2 separate regions of the Mus musculus genome follow, and region 2 is linked to region 1. Evidence: chromatin loops called from intact Hi-C (ENCODE). Cell type or tissue: left cerebral cortex. All regions are shown on one strand. Each heading gives the region's core, and the rest is flanking DNA. Links, peaks and the distances in the headings are about the cores only.

Region 1 (7,497 bases), core at 1,198-6,197:
GAGTGTGTATACTGGGGAAGCCTGGAAGGAGAGGCACACACCTGGTCCTTGAAGAGGGAAGCTGCAAGCAAGCAGATCACAGAGACTTGTCTAAGTCTGACAGCCACACCTCCCTCCAGGAAAGAGAAGGTTTCTATTGGGACCACTATGCCTCTTTTTTTTTTTTTTTTTTTTTTTTTTGAGACAGGGTTTCTCTGTATAGCCCTGGCTGTTCTGGAACTCACTTTGTAGACCAGGCTGGCCTCGAACTCAGAAATCCGCCTGCCTCTGCCTCCTGAGTGCTGGGATTAAAATTTTTTTTTAAAGATTGATTTATTCCTTTACATAAGTACACTGTAACTGTCTTCAGACACACTAGAAGTTGGTGTCAAGATCTCATTATGGGTGGTTGTGAGCCACCATGTGCTTGCTGGGATTTGAATTCAGGACTCTTTGGAAGAGCAGTCAGTGCTCTTACTCTCTGAGCCATCTCACCAGCCACACTATGCCTCTTTACCACCCTCCCTGCCTCCACTGCTTTGGGGCAGAAAAGTCTGCCTTTGAGCCTCTGCAAACAGTGAGCATGCGGGGTAGAGGCTTGCTTGGCCCTGCTAACTTTTCTTCTTTCTTCTTCTTCTTCTTCTTCTTCTTCTTCTTCTTCTTCTTCTTCTTCTTCTTCTTCTTCTTCTTCTTCTTCTTCTTCTCCTTCTCCTTCTCCTTCTCCTTCTCCTTCTCCTTCTCCTTCTCCTTCTCCTTCTCCTTCTCCTTCTCCTTCTCCTTCTCCTTCTCCTTCTCCTTCTTTTCGAGACTGGGTTTCTCTGTGTAGCCCTGGCTGTCCTGGAATTTACTCTGTAGACCAGGCTGTCCTCAAACTCAGAAATCCACCTGCCTCTGCCTCCCAAGTGCTGGAATTAAAGGTGTGCAACACCACTGCCCGGCCTTTTTTTTTTCTCAAGATTTATTTATTTATTATTATATGTAAGTACACTGTAGCTGTCTTCAGACATCCCAGAAGAGGGCATCAGATCTCATTATGGATGGTTGTGAGCCATCATGTGGTTGCTGGGATTTGAACTTGGGACCTATGGAAGAGCAGTCAATGCTCTTAACCACTGAGCCACCTCTCCAGCCCCCCTGCTAACTTCTTTTCTTCCCTCCAGGAGATCAGAGCCAGAACCTGTGTGTTATAGGCCATTTGAGGCTTTGCTGAGGGCAGGCTGTAGTGGTCTAGGTCCCCCCCAGATCACACACAAACAGCCTTCAGGGGGAGGGGTTGTGCAGTCCCTCTCCCCTGGGGCCTGAGGCTGGGTCTTGACCAGGGTTGGAGTGACCCTCTGCTGCCAAGGCTTTTGCCTGCTAGAAAGAAACTCTCCTCTTGCAGGTATGATCCCTGCCCAGCTTCTGGGTGTCCCTTCAACTTGGCCTTCTACTCCTCATTCAATGATTTTGCTACTTCTATGATGCTGTATATTGTACCTTCCCACCAGTCAGAGCACTTTAGGGATGGTGGGCTATCAGAGCCCAGCACAGAATAGCCGTCCTGCCAAAGTCGGCAGAGCAAGGCAGGCTTCTTGCCCTAATACTCACTGTCTAACCACTGCTCACCTTCCCAGAGCCCTCCGGGTTCCACTAAGAGTGGAGCTGGGGGCCTGTTACTGGTTTTTACCTCCAGCTGTGCCCTCCCTATCCAGTAGTTGAGCGAAGCTGAAACCTCTTCCAGGAAGCCCTTCGACGTCACCCAGACTGCTGGGTTTGTCCCTACCCCAGCACATCATCACACTCCATGGAATTGTCTGCTTCGAGCTTGCTCTGCCGCCACCTGGACCCTGGGGATTCACTCCACCTTGTTGAGTCAAGACTTTGGGGATCTACATAAATGAAGAGAGTGCTGCAGAGAGGCCTGGGGGTGTTGTGTGGCTCAGTGGGAAATGCCCACATCGCCCACAAAAAGAGCTTTAAGTTACAGTGAGCAAGCTGAAGGATCCCGAGTGGGCCATGTCAGCCAGCCCAGGATTTCTCAAGAGATTTCAGGAAGCTCTCAGGGACAGATCTAACTTCTTAAGTCACCCTCCCTTTTAAGTCAAGTTGATATACCATGCTCTGAACTCTAATGGGAGTGGCAACTTCTGTCGCTCACAGCTGTGAGAGTGGACCTGTGGCATGCTCTAGTGTAGGATTCCCTATTGGTCACCAGGGGCCACGGCTACTTCTCTCCTTAACCTTTGAGTGGGGAGTGGCTTGTCTTGGCTTTTCCTTAGGCTCTGCCCAAACCCATCCTGACGTCAGCATGTGGCTTCTTGGCTGTCTAGTGGCCCCACTGTCTCTTCTGCAGATTGGCTGCCCAGCCTGGCTCCACATGGGACCAGGAAGCTAAAGGGTGGCTCCGGATCCTGCTCCACCTGATTTCCTGCGCCAGGCTTGGGAGGGGCAGGCGCTAGGGATCGTCTGGGCGGGAGTATGAGTATTTCACAGCTCCAAGGCGGCGGGGCGGGGCGGCAGCTTTTACAGGAGAGGCAAGCCATCTGCCCAGGGTCATGACCCTGGGGATCCAATATGCGTTGGGCGGGACCAAGAGCCATGTAGGGAGCAGGGGGGCTAGTTGTAGCAACTGAGAGGTTCTTGGGGACTCTGAAGTCACAGGTGTATGTACGAGTTTGCCTGGGCTTAGAGTGTAACCGTAATAAAGATCTACCTAGTGCTTCTAAGGCCAAGAGAGCCATGGCTAGGGAAGCACCTGCTTGCTTATTTTTATTACTAATCATGGTTTTTGAGACAGTCACATTCTGGTCCAGGCCGAACTGGAACCTACTATGTAAACATAGGCTATCTTTGAACTCACAGCAATCCTCCCGTCTTAGCTACCCAAGGGCTGATTACGTGTGTGAACTACTGTGCTGGACTCCGTAGCTTCCTCTTTAGATCCAGGAGCAACTGTGTTCTGTTGGCTTCAACTGCCCCGTGGTTTCTCTTCGTTTAGTCTGGCATAAAGATCCAACTTTCTCCGAGTCACCTGGCAGCTCTCTGAAGCACAGTTAGGACCTTAAGACCCCACAACCCAGCTTTCCTGGGAGCGGACCACGCACTGTTGTGAACAGGACCTGGGCTGTATCTTGCTGACTTCCCCCAAAGTCACCATCTGAGAAACTTTACCTGAGACCTTGGGAATGGGACTAACAGGAATGGCACGTTTCTGGAGGATCACACTTGGTCACACTTGGGGCTTCTAATGTCCTCAGGTCTCCCTGACATGTTGGTTCCTTGCTCACCTCTAGCCTAGACAACTATAGCTTCCCTGGTCCTTGACACTCTGTTTGCCAATTCAACCTTTTGAAGGGCTGCTGGGATGTGCAGAGTTGGGGGGGTGGGGGTGGGGGAAATGCTTAGTTCTTCTGAGTGCCTGGTGCGTATGCTCTCTGCATCCGCTGTTCTCCATCTGGGGCATGCTGTTCTTTGTGCCTGGGTTACCTGGTAGAGTCTGCACACTCTGTTCCCTGTGCTTAAGTCTCCTGTCATAAGTGCTTAGTACTCACAGTCAGTATCCCACACAATACTCCCTGAACCCCCTTAAGTTCCCGGTACCTTGGATACCTTCCCTGAGGAAAAAGCTATAATCCCATGATTCTTTGGTCCCTATGAGAATACCTCCAAAGATCTCACTAACCCCTCTCCCTCCCAAGGGAACCCCAAGTAGGTTCTGCTGACCCCATTTTGGTTACGAGGCCAATGGGGCCTAGAGAGGCTCACTCTGATGCTTTGTGTCACACAATAGGGACAGAAGTAATAGGTTTGATTTCTGTGCTGTCTAATTCCCAGCTATTAGCTCTGTGGAAGCTGAATGCACATCAGGCCAGGCCTGTTGCCCACCCTATGCAGAGGAGGACTGACTCAGCCACCTATAGTCTGCCCCCCGCCCCCCAGAATGCACATAGAGCAGGGGGTTCTGCAGGCATTAGATCCGACTCAAACCCCAGCACTGGGGTCTTAAGGGATTTAGGCTGAGTTGGTCCCTCCTCATACAGCTCACATCTGGAGTGGAAGCAGGGCCAGGAGACCCATCTAAGAGAGTAGTGGAGGGGAAGGCTGGACAGACACATTCAAAGCCCCAGGGTAGTCACTGTGTGGTCCAATATGCAGTGGAGAGCTGGGGCAACCTAGGTACACTGTTGCCTTGGTTTTGACTAGACCTATGGAAGGAATCTTACTCAGACATCTTTGGACCTGCTTCACCTCCTTCGAGGGCGTGGCTGGGACAATCACCTTCCCTAGTTTGTGTTCCGTTCTGTGTGGCAGTGTCTTGTTCATTTGCCTCCCTGTTTTTATTTGCGTGGTATCTGGCTGGACTGGAGCTAGTGAGAGTGCAATATCCGAATTTGGGAGGTAGAAGCAGGGGGATTACTGTGAGTTTGAGGTCTGAGTAACACAGTGAGCCTGGGCTACAGGAGATCCTGTCTCAAGAACTATAACCAACCAATCAACCAACCAACCAACCAACCAACCAACCAACCAAACCAAGGAACACAAAACAACCCCTACCCCCCAAACCCACTGGAAATGGGTCTGATGCACACACTCTCTAAAGCCAGCCCTTGAAAGCTGACTCAGGAAGAACACTGCAACCTAAGCTATGAAGACATCAAGCTAATAGAGTTTCAGGGCAGCCTGGGATGTAGATTGAGGCCTTACCACAAAACAAGCAACAAACAGGAAAGACCCCATAGCCAACCCCATCTCACACTATCTTGTACAGGTTTGAAGAAATCCCCTGAAGAATCCCAGGAGGAAGCACAGCTCCCTTTGTTCCCACCGTGCTTGCAGAAAGACCTACTCAGCAGACACACAGCCAGGCAACCCCCTGGCAGCCTGTTGCTCTGGGGCAGCACACAGAGGCAGGCAAAGGCAGGTAACCTCTGCGGGCTATGCTTTCCCTCCACCAGCCTCTGTCTCCGTCCTGCCTGAGGCTACCCAGCTGCTCCACAGCCTGCCCCCGCCAGCCACTCTGGCCACCAGCCAGTTCCCAGCCAGCCAGCCCCCTCGGGACCCTGCTCTACAGCCTTCTCACAGGGCAGCTACACCAGGGAAGCTCAGTCCGGAAGCATCAGCTTGGGGGTCCTGTTGCGGGCTGAGCAGAAAATCCAGCAATGGGCCTCAGTTTCCCCACTCCCAAAGAGGTAGAGGAAGGACCTGGACTAGGGCAGAGACCTTGAGCCAGGGGTGGGCAGATGTGGTTCCTTGTAGAGAAAGTGGATGCTTTTCCAAGCCTTGTCCCCTCCTGGTGCTAGTGGTTAGGGACCCAGAGCTCATCAAATGCTGTTTGCCTGGTCTGTGGGACCATCCCAAGTGCCTTCCTGGACAGGAGAGGAAACTGAGCCCTTGGCTTTGGACTCAGCAGCGGATGCGCAAGTGTGTGATCGGTTTCATGAATGAAATCCAGAGTGGGCAAGGTGGGTGAGGGTCACTGGGAGAATAGAGAGCAACCCCACGGGGCAGGGAGGGTGCCACTTCTGCCCCTCTCCCCTCCAAACTCTTTACATCTCTGCGACTGTCTCTGTGGCAGAGGGCTGTGAACTGGGCTTGCTTCTTGGTCCTGTTTCTCACCCCCTCTCTTCTTCCTAAGTCACCCAACTGGGCAATACGAATAGCCCGCTCTGTGCACAGGGGTGCAGGAGGCAGCAGTGCCTGGGGAACTCACCCGCTCTTGCCGCACCTTCCTCTGGGATGAGCCTGTCCCCTGAAGCTCTAGGTCTGTGGACCCACAGACAGTGCCTTCCCAGGGCCTGACGTCAGGCCAGCCAGCTGCTTTTGGACACAGGCAGAGGGGTGGGAGGGGTGGGGGCGGAGCGGTCTCCCTCCCAACCCCTGCTGGCCTGGCTGCCTAGAGGAAGGGGGGCGGGGTTGGGGTGGAGGGAGCCTGGGGGCGGGAGAGGGGTGGTGGTGGGGTCGGAGATACCACACCTTCCCTAGACAGAGGGGTGAGCCACAGCTGTTCGGACCAGGAAGAGTGGAGGGGGGCAGGGTTGGCTTCTGGCCCAAGGCTATGGGTTGTCTTAGAACAGCTCGGCCAGTTTCTGAGAAGAAAGATCTGCTGGGTGGGTCCCGTCCAGTCGCAGCAGCCAGGGGCTTAGGACATCCAGGCAGGTGTAACCACAGACAGCTGGCAGAGGATGGTCTCTGGTCAGCAAGGGCTGAATGTCTCTGGGGCTGAGGCTGTGCAGGGCTGTTTGCTCTGCCAGGAGTTCCCTCTAGCCCTCTGCTCTTCATGTCTGTCATCCACTTCAGTCATACCACAGTGCTTTCTCGAGCATCCACTCAACAGCCATTCTGACATCGATGACCAGGGAGGGCTGTGTGCAGGAGACCCCCCGGGCCCTCAGAGCTCACACTGGGTGTGAGAAACAGTAGAGGAAGAAGTGGGTGCCTAGTGACAGATCCAGCCAGCCCAGATGAGAAGTGAGGGCAGGGTTCCGGAGTGGATAGAGGGAGGTGCCACAGGACGGGGCTGCCTGGATGGGTAGAGGAAGGGGAAGCCATCTTGGTAGGGTCAGCTGCGTAGTCTGCAGAGCTATGAAGCTGGGAGGGAGTGGTCACTTGCACACAGAGTCTTAGCAGCCCTTAGAGGCTCCAGTGGTGGCTTTGATCCTAAGGGAACAGAAGGTTCTAGAAGAGGGGTGTAATCTCCCAGCCTTGGTCTCCACCCATCATAATATTCATAGAATCTTGTTGTATCTTTCCCACTGGGGCAAACTGAACCCTAGGCAGGAGCCCATGGCTTGCCAGACCACCTCCCCTAGGTCAGCAGCGACTTCTGGTCCTGGAGGGAAGGTTTTAGGCTTCTGTTAGGCTGCGGGGCTGAGGGCTAGGTAGGGCTTCAAAGTCACTGGCAGGCAAGTAAAGGGCTGGAGCTTGGAGGAGCTCACGTTTCACACGCTGCCCAGAGGTGGGTCCAGAAAGCCATGGTCCTTGCCTAGGGATCAGTGCCCACCCGTTCCTTCTACACTCAGCCAGTAGCTGAGACTTTCAATGCCTGGGATACGCGGTGCCTATAGCCTGGATGCATAGTTCCTATCCCTGCCCTGACTCCACGTTGGAACAACACAGGAAGGGCTGTGCTGGCTTTTACTCCTTCATGCCCTTCCACCTCCAGGAAGCACCTGGGTGGGTCCTGTCCTATCACTTGGCAGGGTATACAGACCTGAGGAGAAGGGTGGCGCTGAGGCTCAGGGGCCAGGGCAGTCCTGAGGCATAAGTCTACAGCCTCAGTGGGGCTCTTGGCTGCTGCTGTGCTTGCTGGACTATGTCCGAGGGGTGACAAGGTGCACAGGTCATAAGTGACAGGCCAGGTGCATGGGTGGGTGCAAGGGGAGGCTGGAGAACGGAGATGGCTGATGTGTGATGGAACCCTAGGGCATTGCTGGGTATCGTGGTGCAACACGACCTTTGCAAGAAGAGGAGAAGAGTGGCGTGCATGTGGTGTGTGTGCGTATGCATCATTTGTGTGTGGTGCATGTGAAGTTGAGAGGG
Region 2 (7,497 bases), core at 1,614-6,613, 530 kb after region 1:
GCTGCTGGGAAGAAGCTTTCTCCAGTGGAAAGGGGTCAGTCAGACTCTATACATCCATGTTTACCTCTCCTTTTGGCTCCCAGATCTGCACCTAGGCAGAGGTCTCAGTGCCCACCCCCCTACCCCCGTCTGTGTCTTGATGGAGAACTTGTGAAAGGGGAACCTACACGCAGAGCTATGACACACTCACCTCTGCCCAGCAAGTCTTCTGTCTAACCGAGACCAGCACTCCACCCACCAACACAGCCAGACACATTAAGTATCTGGAGTAGCCAGCTAGGCAGCTCCTGTCTTCTACACATGAAGGTAGGAGCCTCAGATACCCTGGGCTGGGCTTGAGGTAGTGCCCCTCTCACTTCCCTGTTGCTCATCCTGCTATCTGACAGAGTTTAACAGGAGCCTGGTGGAATGGTTAGCTGTATAAACTCTGAACCTGCAGCATATGAATGTACAGAGACTCTGTCTCATGTTAACTATTATGAATAAGAACTGGAATTGGAAATATTCTCCCACCATTTAGGGGACTTGCAAACAGGTAGAGAATGGAGAATAGGATTCTGGGAACCCAGGACTGGAGGGGAGACAGACCAGGTCTGCCACCTACAGACACAGGACCTCAAAGGGCAGGACTTGCATCCCATTTAATAGAGATAAGGTTAGAAGCAGCCATCTAGCCATGGAAGCTGAAAGTGGGTGAGGCTGGACTGCTTCCTCTAGGGTAACTCTGGAGAGCAGAAAAGGGTCTGTGGGGTGTGGTCAGGGCTGCTTTCTATCTGTGACCTGCCTGAAAGCCAGGGAAGGTACTGTGGGAGTCTGACTGGGTTGATCAGATGATCAGAGATCTCTGTCACATTTTACTGATGACTCTCAGCCACGGGATCCTGACCACCACTGCCACCCATACACAGCACAGTGGCTTGATCGCTGACAAATGCAGAATGAGTTGCACAGAGATACTAGCTTATGAACAGCACCACTTGGGCCTCACAATTTCGGGGACAGGCATGAGATTGTCCCTGCTGCTTGAGGAGGAAGCCACTGGTCAAAGAGGCCAGGTTACTCCTAACTGGTCAACTTTGGAGGTTCTTGTCATTACACCACCATTTCTGGACCTTAGACTCACATGCACATGTGCACCCAAAGAATCATAGGGGAGCCACCCCAAGCTTCCTGTAAGAGTCCATGAAGAGTGTCTTAGCTCCCAGCAATTTTTGGACAAGCTTGAGAAACCAAGAGTATCCAAAAGGCCACCTCTGCACTGCTCCTAGGTCAGCAATCTTGGGCTTCCTGGTTCTCAGCTAATCCCCAATTCTTCTCTCTTCCTCATTGCTCTTGACTCCCAATCTCTCCAGAAGCTCTGCAGGCTGGGTCTTAAAACAGAAAATATCATCTTGGCCATTTGAATGGTTGCCGCAATCAACACGGAAGTCCAGACATCTCTCTGAGGTCTGATTACATAAACTCTCGGGAGTGAAATTGCTAGCTAAGTGTCCATCAGCAGATGAATGGACAAAGAAAATGTTATGTGTGTGCACAATGGATGGCTGTTCTGCCATCTTAAAAAAAATGAAATCCTGTCCTATTCGAGTAGACAGATGCAGCTGAAGGGCATTGTGTACAATGAAATAAGCCAGACACGGAGGAACTAACCCTGCACGATCCTCTTCACGTGTGGACACTGGACAAGCTCATCTCCTACAAGTTAAGGGCAGAATAGCGAACAAATGCTAGGTAGGAGCCTGGAGGTTAATAGGGAAGGGTGGTCAGTGGGCACAGAGTTAGGCAGCAAGGTGTACCGTGTTCTGCCATGTGGCACATGCCAAGTGACAGCCATGGCTAGCATTAAGGTAAGTCCCAAAATAGCCAGAAGAGCAGATGTTGCCATCTCCCTACAAAGAAATGACAGGCTTTAGAGATGATGGACGTGTTAATTATCCTGATCTGATCATTGTACAATGTACACACACACATCAAAACATCACATCACCTCTCTTAAATTGTACAATTATTATGTGTTAATTAAAAATAGAATAAATCTCTGGAAGAAGGAAAACACACACAGGACGTGGGGGGTGGGGTGAGGATAACGTGGGGGGGGGTGAGGATGAAGGGTTTCTCAACACCTGCATCTCACCTGGATTCAATAGAAGTGGTGTCTGCCCTGGTTCCTGGCCCCCACCCCACAGACTAGCCAGGGGGGATGGTACTTACTGGTCACCTGGAGCCTCCAGCCATAGACCCGTTCTGTCCCAGACATGCAATCCTGGGCAGGGTTCTGGTGTGGAGCATCAGATTATGTAGGATTGAAGCTCCAAGAGGAATATGGAGTGAGTGGACATGACTGGCTCAAAGCACGGAGGCTGTCCCAGCTCAGCCTGCAGGTTCCAGCACTGCCTGCAGATCTCAGCACTGTCTGTCTGACCCAGCTCAACCTGCAGGTCCCAGCTCAGCCTGTAGGTCCCAGCTCACCCTGAAGGTCTCAGAACAGCCTGCCTGTCCCAGCTCAGCCTGAAGGTCCCAGAACAGCCTGCCTATTCCAACTCAGCCTGCAGGTCCCAGATCAGCCTGAAGGTCCCAGTCCAGCTTGACTGTCTCAGCTCAGCCTGCAGGTCCAGTTCAGCCTGCCTGTCCCAATTCAACCTGACCATCCCAGGAGAACCTGCAGGTCCCAGCATAGCCTGAAGGACCCAGCATAGTCTACAGGTCCTGGTCTCTGAGTTAAGAGGCAGCAGGCAAATGGCATCAGGGACCAGGATATCAGGAGCTGAGTGGGCTGGAACAAAGTCTCCAGGTGTTGTTACTGAGGACGGCTGCAGGGGCAGGTCTACCAGAGAGAGTCTCCTGATCCTGAGACTGGGGAGGACTAAGGGAGGGGAGGCAGAGATTTTGAGGGTCAGAGCAGCCAGAAACCTCATGAACACTTATGATTTTTTTTTTCTGCCTCCTGACGAGTCACCAGGAAGCCTGCATGAGACCAGAGGAGGGCTACTCTAGATTTAACCCACACATAGTGGAGACTTCAGGGGACCAAAGGTGCCCAAGTATTACTCGTGTTCCAATGCAGGAGGCAGACAGCAAATCAAGCCCAAGAAGTGTGGAACCAGGGATGAATAGAGCCCCAAACCACATTAGATGGCCTCATAGCTTCAGGCCTACTCAGATTCCTGGGCATCTCATTCTTTTTCTTGGTGGCCATACTTTGTGCCTAGGGTGAAGCTCACTAGGTTCCCCCCTACATAGGAAGTAATCTCACCTCAGTGCAGAAGCCCTGGGTGGGAGACATTGCTAACACAGGTCCTTGATGAACGTCAGGGAAGTGATGTACTCATGGCGAGTGGCAGAGCCATGGTACCCTCATCCCTCCTGCCAAACACCTAATGATATGTGTCCTACCTAGGAACCAGGACAGAGCTTCAGAAAACAAGGAGCCCAACCTTGTGAGGCTTCAGCAGGGAAGCCAATAACCAGGCAAGGAGCATGCCATGGAGACCAATCTGAGAAGTTTCTAAACTGCCATCTATGCTACTCCCATCAAAAGAGGGTGTCTTTCATCTCAGCTTCTTCCTGGAGCTCAAAGCATCAAACACACACACACACACACACACACACACACACACACACACCAGGTGCACAAATGCACATGTATGGATACATGCACACACATGCCACTGAGAGTAGAACATTGGAGATTTTGTGGAAAGGAATAGAAACCCTGCTTCCAGGACTGAGATGGCCCTATACAGTCTGTCCACTCTGGGGTCTATTCAGAATCTTTCGAGTGTCATGTGAGACACAGCAAATCAAAACGAGTAAAACATACAAAACACTGGCTGGGGGGGGGGTGTTAGTATAAGGCAACTAAAAACAGTGCTTCAGAGAGATGGAAAGGGAGATGAGCCCTAAAATCCCATGTTTCCATCCTAACGTTGCTGTCCTGACATAGTTCTCAGGTGCTGGCAGAAGGGGCTTTCAAAACAGATCTGTGAACTCTGAAGTGAAGACATGGATCTGAGGGTCTAGGAAACTAAGGGTTACTCGCAGGCTAGAAGAGCAGACATGAGAGAGCCACAGAGAACTCGAGGCCTGAGGCCTGCAATGGTGTCTTTGGTCTTCAACGTATTACTGAAGGCATGTAAGAGTGCCACACATAACCAGGACAATACCCAAGTAGCTCAGTCGGAGCAGTAAGCAGCACCCACCCAGGACCAGGAGCAGGGCTGCCCCACTACCTTGCCATCCCAGCCTCCCATTCACAGGGTACAATCCACTGCCTGGGCTTGCCTCACTCAGCCCAACATCTGAACATTGGTGTAGTCACACCTGTCAACTCTCCAAAGCAGGACTTAAAATAGGAAGGCTCTTTCCAAAACAAACTGTAAGAAGATTGCCCGGAATGCAAAAATATCCACCACGCACCCAGATAAAATGCACAATGTCTAGAATCCAATAAAAAAATGACCAGGCATGAAAAGGACCAAGGAGATGTGAGCCAAAGTAGACTAGAGACTGACAGGGCTGATGGGATTAAGCAGGCTTTAAACTGCTCCTTAAAGCTGCATTTCATACGGCCGAAGTTACAGAAACAAAAACGTCCTGAAAAGAGGCGTGGGAAATAAGAAAGAAAACCCTAATAAAACTTCTAGACCTAGAAACTCGCAAGTCTAAGATGAAAATCGCAGTGGCTGGGACTGCATGGCAGATTTGACACCGCAGAAGATTGGAGGGCCCAGCGGCACGGTGCGGGATACTTCACAAAGGCCTTCTGCAAAGAGAAAAAAAAATACTTGGCTTTAAATTTTAGTGGAATATTATTGAAAGAAAATGAAAAGCTGCCTAATACATATATTTGAACAGAGAGAACATTCCAACTTTTCCAAATATAAATGTAGTTCTTCAGATAGAAAAGCTTAAAAACACACATAAACACACACACACACACACACACACACACACATACACACACACATACACACACATACACACACATACACACACACATACACACACATACACACACACATACACACATACACACACACACACACACACACACACACACACACACTCAAGCAGGACACACATAATCACATCACTCAATACCAGTGACAAAGACAAAAGGATTTTTTTAAAGGATATATTTTACATGGAGAAATAAAGGCAACGTTGATTGCTGAATTCTCATGAGAAACAATGTAGCAAAGACAATCAGAAAGCCACACCCTAAAATTTTCATGAAGTCATTGTTTTTAATAGCTGAGTACTACTCCATTGTGTAAATGTACCACATTTTCTGTATCCATTTCTCTGTTTAAGGACATCTGGATTCTTTCCAGCTTCTGGCTATTATAAATAAAGGAACTAGAAAATATCATCCTGAGTGAGGTAACCCAATCACAAAAGAACACACATGGTATACACTCACTGTCTTTAAAGACCCTGTCAGCCTCTAAGCACAGGGGTTAGGATCTCAATTATATTTCAAAGGACGTAATCCAGATCACCTGGATTAGAGGTGATGGGTACAGAATGCAAGCTCAGGGATATCTCAGTCCATCTTAGGTTTGGGTGGCCCAGGAGGGAAAACTTTCTAGTCACACATGGAAGGACCTGGAACATCTGTGTGGTGTCAAGGGACATCCACTGACAGTTGAGCTGCCTCTAAGACCTTGGCCCTGGTTCCCAACTATAGACTGTAAGATAAACAAGTTAACAGATGAGGCTAAGAGACCCTGGGACTGTCGGAGGAGGAAGGGTCCCGGTGTCGCAGCCCACTGCAGTCCGCTCGGCTTTGAAGAAGGTCGGCCGTGTTTACTGGCTCGGCTGTTCCCCAGAGCTGTTCTTTTGTGAGAAGACTGGGTATTAAATGCCACTTGGGGTTTATTTACTCAGCTCTGACAACCAGGAAATCAATGTTGCAACTGAACTTCTGGCAGCGTCTTTTATTAATGCTTTTAATGTCTGACTTTTAACCACTGGGGACTCTCTGTTGAGGGCATGCTTTGTCTGCCCTTGTGAGTGCAAGCTGATGCTCGCATGGGCTGAGTGCATCTCGGCCACAGCGTGCACAGCCTGAATGCCCGTATGAGGTGGTGTGTTCACATGCGCATGGAACATGTTCTCGTGTGTGTGTGTGTGTGTGTGTGTGTCTTTCTGTGTGGCTGTGCAGTATGTGTGCTTATATTTACTCATTACAGGGGACCATACTTGTGTGCATGCATTTGGGTGGATATCCATGTGTGCTCTTTTGTGTCTGTACTGAGGTAGAGGTGTGTGTGTGTGTGTACACGTATGTGTGTATGTGTGTTTTCCAGGGAACATATACCCAGCTTGTACATTGCATGAGGACCTATCAATGTGAAGGCAGACTCAGAGCCATAACTCTGTTTTAATCTGGGGAGAGTAAGAGGGGGAAAGGGAGTGTGAGAGAGACAGAGACAGAGAGAAACAGGGATTTCCATCTCTTAGCTCCAAATGTGAGCCTCATTTAGGTGCAAAATGAACATTGCAGGAAGACCTCAAAATCCATCAGCTCTTCCTCGTAGGCCTGTGGATTTGAAGCAAACCCTGCTGGTGAGTGACATTTCTCATCCTGACTTCCCTCCTTGGGCTTCTCTCCCTGAGTGCTGTTTATCAATAGGATCTGGAAGGAAGAACCTTTCAGGGAAGCCTCAGCAGCCACATTTCCTGCAGAAAATAAAAACCATCAATGGGAGGCTTGGCAGGACAGCCAGGGTTTGGGTATGATGGCAGGCCCACTGAGTCTCACCAACATCCCGGCCTCTCTGACCTGTCCACAGGACCACAGGGCAGTTCACCATCATCCACAGAGCCCAGTGATGTCATCCAGCCATCACGGCCAGATGCTTGGGGGCAAGGCTTAGACCAGTCCTCCCTCGCTTCTTCCTGGGAATGGGCAGCATGCAGTCAGCACCCACTGATGACTGACAGGACTCTTGCTCCTGCCCGCCATGTGCTACTTGGCTCAAGATCTAAGAAGTGCTCCTGGACCAGCCAGGGTTCTTCCTATCTTCCCTACTACCATGATCTCATTTAACCTCCGTGACTGCCTAATGATCCATCTCCAAAACCAGTCACAGGCTTGGGGATTCACCATGGGACCATGAGGAGCACTATTCAGTCCAAGATAACTTCTAAATATAGTATCCACCCTCACAGAAGCCAAGGCAGTGGCTCTAAGCAGCAGGTGACACGGGTGACCTTGGGACCCAAGGAACAGGTGTTACTTGGCTTTCTTTCTATAAGTCATTATTTCTATGGTGTCTAGAGTCACCAGACTAGGGCCATGGAGCACTACCAAGACCCTCTGCTCCTTCTGGGTAGTAGTGATATCACCAGACCTGCTCGGTACTTCTTGGTCCCTGGAGCTTCAGGGATGCTGTCTCTTGCTCTGTTTTTATTTTCACATAGCCTGGAAGCTTCTTAAGTCTGTGGCACATATGGAAGGCCAACAGGTGGTGGTGGCCACCCCTTGATCCT

Evidence for each region. A loop is a pair of places that touch in the nucleus more often than their neighbours do. Peaks named below come from ENCODE experiments on the same cell type or tissue, not always from the same donor. Only the 100,000 strongest peaks of a DNase experiment are listed, where the experiment ranks them.
Region 2: it touches region 1 in a loop (2.4-fold over the local background); 1 of 42 quality-filtered maps calls a loop at or near these places.

The regions. Positions count from the first base shown.
Region 1 is chr15:73,701,653-73,709,149 of GRCm38, forward strand. Gpr20 (G protein-coupled receptor 20) reads right to left here and starts at 5,853. Exons shown (of 2, transcript NM_173365.2): 1 at 5,669-5,853. In left cerebral cortex, for the core only: no CTCF peak of the experiment used is centred there; no DNase peak of the experiment used is centred there.
Region 2 is chr15:74,228,222-74,235,718 of GRCm38, forward strand. Gm19859 (a long non-coding RNA gene) reads right to left here. Exons shown (of 6, transcript XR_001781685.2): 6 at 6,367-6,684. Among named protein-coding and RNA genes, the nearest start is that of Gm32918, 28 kb to the left of the region's middle. In left cerebral cortex, for the core only: no CTCF peak of the experiment used is centred there; a DNase peak (open chromatin) is centred at 4,319.